2 separate regions of the Homo sapiens genome follow, and region 1 is linked to region 2. A link is a loop called in an ENCODE intact Hi-C map of the cell type or tissue named here. Cell type or tissue: IMR-90. All regions are shown on one strand. Each heading gives the region's core, and the rest is flanking DNA. Links, peaks and the distances in the headings are about the cores only.

Evidence for each region. Hi-C counts contacts between places; a loop is a spot of excess contacts. Peaks named below come from ENCODE experiments on the same cell type or tissue, not always from the same donor. Only the 100,000 strongest peaks of a DNase experiment are listed, where the experiment ranks them.
Region 1: it touches region 2 in a loop (2.2-fold over the local background); 6 of 110 quality-filtered maps call a loop at or near these places.

What each region holds. Positions count from the first base shown.
Region 1 is chr2:64,805,852-64,808,757 of GRCh38, reverse strand. No RefSeq gene overlaps it. Among named protein-coding and RNA genes, the nearest start is that of LINC01800, 56 kb to the left of the region's middle. In IMR-90, for the core only: a CTCF peak has its summit at 1,178; a DNase peak (open chromatin) is centred at 1,207; H3K27ac peaks cover 471 bases.
Region 2 is chr2:64,858,123-64,861,028 of GRCh38, reverse strand. All of the region lies in intron 1 of LINC01800 (long intergenic non-protein coding RNA 1800), which reads left to right. Among named protein-coding and RNA genes, the nearest start is that of LINC01800, 4.1 kb to the left of the region's middle. RefSeq lists an enhancer at 373-592 and silencers at 920-1,123, 883-1,402, 1,440-1,734. In IMR-90, for the core only: a CTCF peak has its summit at 1,327 (motif pointing right); DNase peaks (open chromatin) are centred at 958 and 1,658; H3K4me3 peaks cover 395 bases; H3K27ac peaks cover 1,103 bases.

The sequences.
Region 1 (2,906 bases), core at 226-2,725, 52 kb after region 2:
GGTGGGTCTTCCTCTCTCAGTCCACCTCCTCAAATGTCAGTCTCCTCTGGCAACACCCTCACAGACACACACCCAGAAACAATACTTTATCAGCTATCTAAGCATCCTTCAGTTCAATCTAAGTGGCTATGTTGTCTGGGGTAAATACCCAGGGTTCGTCATCTCGTGCCAGGAAAATTTAGGACACAGACACACACAAGGAGTTTAGAAGTGGAGTTTAATAGGCAAAAGAAAGAGAATGAAAGGGAGAGGAAAACAGCTCTCTCTCTAGTGAGAGAGAGAGGACTTCTGAGAGGAAAAGATCGGCAGGTGGAGGATGTGCTGGATTTTATAGTCAGGCTTGAGGAGGTGGTATCTGATTTACATAGAGCTCACAGATTTGTTCAATCAGGTATGACATTTACATAGGGCCCAGGGAAGGCTGGCCACCCCACCCTAATCTTACTATGCAAATGGGCTTTCCAGTAGACCAGCACCATCTTGTCTGCTCCTTACTGTACACATGGCTGACAAAGAGAAGGGAAGATGGAGCCACCATTGGTGGCATCTATGTCTGCAGCTTGATTTTACAGGCTGCTCTTTGTAATTTGGGGCTGCTTTCATTAAAAGGAAAACCTTACCGAGGACTTCCACACCCTCATTATCTGCCTAAATAATTTCTTCTTAACTCCTGTATCACAATCAAGTGGACACCTAATATTAGCCATCACACCAACATTTATTGAATGCTTATTTTATGGCAAGTACCATTCTAAGTGCTTTATAGGGTGTCTATCACAGCATAAAACAATCCTAAGACCAGATGCCATGGCTCATGCTTGCAATCCCAGTGCTTTGGGAGGCCAAGGCAGTGGGGATCACTTAAGGCCAGGAGTTTGCACAACCAGCCTGGGCAACATAGCGAGACCCTGTTATCTATGAAAAGTTATTTAAAATAATTTTTTAAAACAACCATGAAATACAGTGACTTAAAACAACCATTTTTTTTCCCCCGAATGGCATTTTTGTCAGAGAAACAAAACCAAAACTAACCACCATTTTATTTGCTCACAGTTCTACTGGTTAGGAATCCAGGCAGGCTCAGTTCAGTAGTTCTGTGCCCACGCATCAGCTGACATTTACTCAGCTGCATTTAGCTGGTGGCTGGGCTGGAAAGACCAAGGCATCACTCATATGTCTGGCAGTTCAGTGCTCCTCCATGTGGCTAGCTTGGGCTTCCTCAAGGCATGGTGACTCACCATAGTTGGACTTCTCACGTGACAGCTGAATTCCAAGAGGATGGAATTGGAAGCCTCTGATCTCTTAAGGCCCGGCCTTAGATATTACACATCCTAACTCTACCCCATTCTATTGGTCTGTGTTAGTTTCCTACAGCAACTAACTGCAGCAAATTACCAGAAACATGGTGAAACTTTGTCTCTACTAAAAATACAAAAATTTGCCAGGAGTGGAGGTGCATGCCTGTAGTCCCAGCTACCTGGGAGCCTGAGAATCGCTTGAACCCAGGAGGTGGAGGTTGCAGTGAGCTGAGATTGTGCCATTGTACTCCAGCCTGGGCAACAGAGCAAGACTCCATCTCAAAACAAGCAAACAAAACCCACAAATGTATTATTCTACAGGTTGGGAGATCAGAAGTCTAAAATGGGCCTCAGTGGGCAGAAATCAAGGTGTTGGCATGGCTGCATTTTTCGGGGGGGTGTCTACAGAAGAATCCTTTTTCTTGCCTTTTCTGTTTTCTTGAAGCTGCCTGCATTGCATGGCTGGGTCCCCTTTCATCTTCAAGGCTAGCAATGGCTGGTCAAGTCTTTCTCATCCCGTGTCGCTGGACTCAGACTCTGTCCTGCCTCCCTCTTCCACATTTGAAGACCCTTGTGGTTCCATTGGGCCCACCTGGATAATTCAAGATCCTCTCCTCCACCTCAAGGTCAACAGATTAACAACCTTAATTCCACCTGCAACCTTCATTCCTCTTTGCCGTGTGATGTATTATAGTCACAGGTTCTGGGACTAGGACATGGACATCTTTGGGGAGTCAGTATTCTTCCTTTGATGTGGTCAAAACCAGCAACAGGGACAGCCCAGTCTCAAGGAAAAGGGAAACAGACTCCACTATTTGACGAGAGGAAAAGCAAAGCTTTTGTGGCTCTCTAGTGCACACAGCGTGTGTTAACTCACACAGTCTGCAGAGCAACTCCGTGAGGTAGGCACTAGTATCATGCACATTTTAAAGTAGGACTCTAAGAACAGAGGTGTTAAGAACTTGGCTAAGGCATGCCAGCTGGTGAGCAGGGCAGCTGGGGTTCAAATCAAGGCAGAGTGGCAGCAGGGCTGGAGCTCTCTCATGCCTGGCATGCCTGGTGCTCCACAAAGGTTTGTTTTCCCCTCCTCTGATCCCCAGTTTTTCAGCCCCTCAAGGCAGGAAGCCCCCATACCCGTGATTACACACACACACATCTCTCTCTGTCTCATATAAACATTCACATACACATAAGGATTCGTGGTTAAGTCCCTTTAGCAAGTAGAATGGTGGAATGATTGCCATTTCAGTGAATAAATATTCAGCTTTGGTTTTCAGGCTGTGTCCTGTCTGGTTATTAAAGTTTTCTTATGATTTCTCTCTACCTGGGTTCTGATGCATCCACCTAACTGCTACACTCTTTTCGCTTTTTTTTTTTTTTTTTTTTAATAGGTTCTCGCTCTGTCACTGGGGCTGGAGTGCGGTGGAGCAATCATAGCTCACTGCAGCCTCAACCCCCTCGGCTCAAGAGACCCTCCTGCCTCAGCCTCCTGAGTAGCTGGGACCACAGGCACAGTGCACGGTGCCAGCTATTTTGGCTTTTCCACTCAAACCCGCTTGTGGCTACTAGTCCTTATTCTCGGACGTGTCTTAACAATGTGTGGGCCCT
Region 2 (2,906 bases), core at 144-2,643:
AATTTTTAATACTTTTTAGAGTAGTTTCAGATTCACAGCAAAATTGAGTGGAAAATCCAGAGTTCTATATATCCACCCTCCTGGGAGCAGTGTCCCCCACTATCAACATTCCCCACCAGCATTTGTTACAATTGATGAACCTAAGTGACACATTATCACCCCGAGTCCACAGTTTACATTGATGTGAATGCTTTATTCTTACTTTACATTACTTTTGCTGTTGTACATTCTGTAGGTTTGAACAAATGTATTATGACATTTATCCACCATTATAGTATCACATCTAGTAGTTTCGCTGTGCTAAGAGGCCGGGCTTTTGAAAGAGGAAGGAGAAACCGTTTAGAAACTTCAGTGATCAATGCGGAGTACATCTTCAGGCCCTGAGCTGCATAGCTGGAGGGAGAAAAGAGCCTCTACTGGAGAGGGCTATAGGGCAGCAGTGTCCTGGGGGCAGGTGGGCTTCTGGAAGAAGAAAGTGAGGGTCCTAGTTTTGGAGGAGCTTGAGAGTAGAGGCCTGGGGTAAGACTGGGGAGCGCAGGCAGGGTGGAGGCAGGGTTGGCTGCTGGGTGCTCAGCAGTGTGGGGTCGGGCATGTGTGCTGTGGTGAGTGGGGGCGGCTGGGGCAGGTGGCAGGCCCTGGAGGGAGGTGGCAGGTCGGATACCCTCACCTCGCCCTGTTGTGGAAGCTTTCCAGAAGACTTTGGGGAAAAACAGACTTCCCTTTCCAGGAACCCCTCTAAATTCGGTTGGTCGTGGTTCTCGGGGTTTATTATGTCCTTCCCGGTATCTCCAGCGTTCTTCTTCTCTGTGGATTTCTTATTTCCTCAATTAGACGAACGTTTGGGCAGGAACCCCAGCTCTACCATTTTACACCCGCTCAAGTGCAATACAGCACTTGACACATCATGTTTGTTGATTGCGTTGGATACAAGTGCGGTTTGGTTTCCCTTCCCGGCCAGGAATCCAAGAATGCACCCTCACCCCGCGGCTGCCTCCCGGGGCCAGCTGCCGTGCTGGTCCCCGGTAACCCGACGCCGGGCCGCTCCCCCTCCCGCCCCGGGGCTGCGGCCGCCAATGGACGCAGCCCGAGCCTCCGTCTGGGCCATGGGCCCCTCTCGGCGCCGCCCCCGCTGGGCTGGAGCGGGGGTGCCCGAGGCAAAGGGCCTGCAGGCGCGCGAGCACAAACCGGCTCCAGTTCCTAGCCCCTGCTCGCCTCCCTCTTCGTGTCCCGGCCCCGGCCCCGCCGGGACACCTCTGCCCCCTGCCTCGAGCCCAGGAGGCCAGGCTGCCGCCCCAGGGCGCCCGGGCAGTCGCAGACGGCGGCCTCCAGAGGGCCACGCCGGGGCCTCTCCCAGCCCGGGAGCCAAGACACTTGGCTCTGGCCTCTCTCCACCGTTTGATCTGCCCAGAGACCTTGGGCGGTCCGAGAGCCTCCGAGCCTCAGTCTCCTCATCTGTAGCTGGGGCTGGGCCCTGCGCACCTCTGAGTGGAGTGATGCAAGGGTGAAGGGTGTGAAAGTCTCCCTGTGTTGCCCAGGGGTCAAGGTCAAACCCAAGACACAGTGCCGCCAGCAGCTGCCCCGCCCGCAGCAGCTGCAGAACCGCAGCTCCTCCTGCCACCATCCAGGGAACTCCCTAGCTCCAGAGGAGGAGCCTATCAAGGGCACTTGGCTTTCCTCCACGTCCCCGGCACGGCACGAGGCGTTTCCTGCAGCTCCTAACTTCCAATGTAGAAATCAGCTCCGGGTTTCAGCAACCCTGGGAGAGGAGGCTGGAAATAGACGCTGGGCCAGCAGGAAGGTGCACAGGCGGGACACCTTTCAGCTGCCTGTTTCATCTCCCGTACATGATACTTGCTAGAGTGTAATAAGTGTACCAGAGGAAACACTCACTGACAAAGCCTATTTTCTCCCCAGATGGTTACAAATGCACATTCTTGAGTGACCTTCTACAGGCTACAAATACTGACGTATTTATACTGTACCTTGGGTCATGGTACCCAAAAGAAAAGCAAAGCAAAGGAGAGCTCAGAAAATACATTCTAGTCTCAAAGAGGAAGGAAGACAAAAGAGGATGTCTTTGTCAGTCTGCATTATGTTAACATTCATAGCCTCCCGTCACCCCCCATGATGGCAGGGCACAGGTCACCTATGGTGATGGGGACATATGAAGTTCCCTGAGTTCTTCACTTCTGTGTCATGTCCTGAACGGAATCCCAAGTTAGCTCCTGGAACCCGCAGCCTTGGCTCACACCAGCAATGTCACAGAGGTAAACTGCTCTCGCTTCCCTGAGCTTGGACTTCAGGGCCTGGCAGCCCCACCAGGCCCTCACCCTGGATGAATCCAACAGTAGGAAGTGACTGGGGAGTCCCTGAGCAGACAGAGGGAGAGGTGCCCACCGGCCCAGGCCTGATGTTCTTATGAATTCTTTTGGTTCCAGACCTTTTTGGCCTTGCCAAGCCCTACAGGAAAGATCAGAGCAGCTGGAAATTTCTAGCAGGAAAGTGCCAGGTTCTGAACAGGTCCTAGTCTGACTTAGAAACAGTTAGGGGCTGGGGCTGCTGGCGGTTGGCATTCTTGTCTGCTTGGTCTCACAGACAGGCAGGAATTGCTTGCTCTCAGAAGGGAGTGCTGCCCCTGACGCTGGGCTGGAGCCGAAGTAAACCCAGGACACGGGGCTGGGGACGATAATTAGAAGCCTCACTTCCACTCCAGCACCAAGACAGCGACACAAAGGGCCTCCTCTGCTGGCCAAGCAGGAGGGGACGGGCTGCCCTGGGGAGGGCTGAGACTGTCACCCAGTGTAGGGCCAGGCAGCTGCAAATGAAACACAGGCCCAGAAGGCTCAGACAGGCATTCAATCTTTCCCAGAGCCAAGAAATCCTGGCTAGAAACTTGACTACAGAGC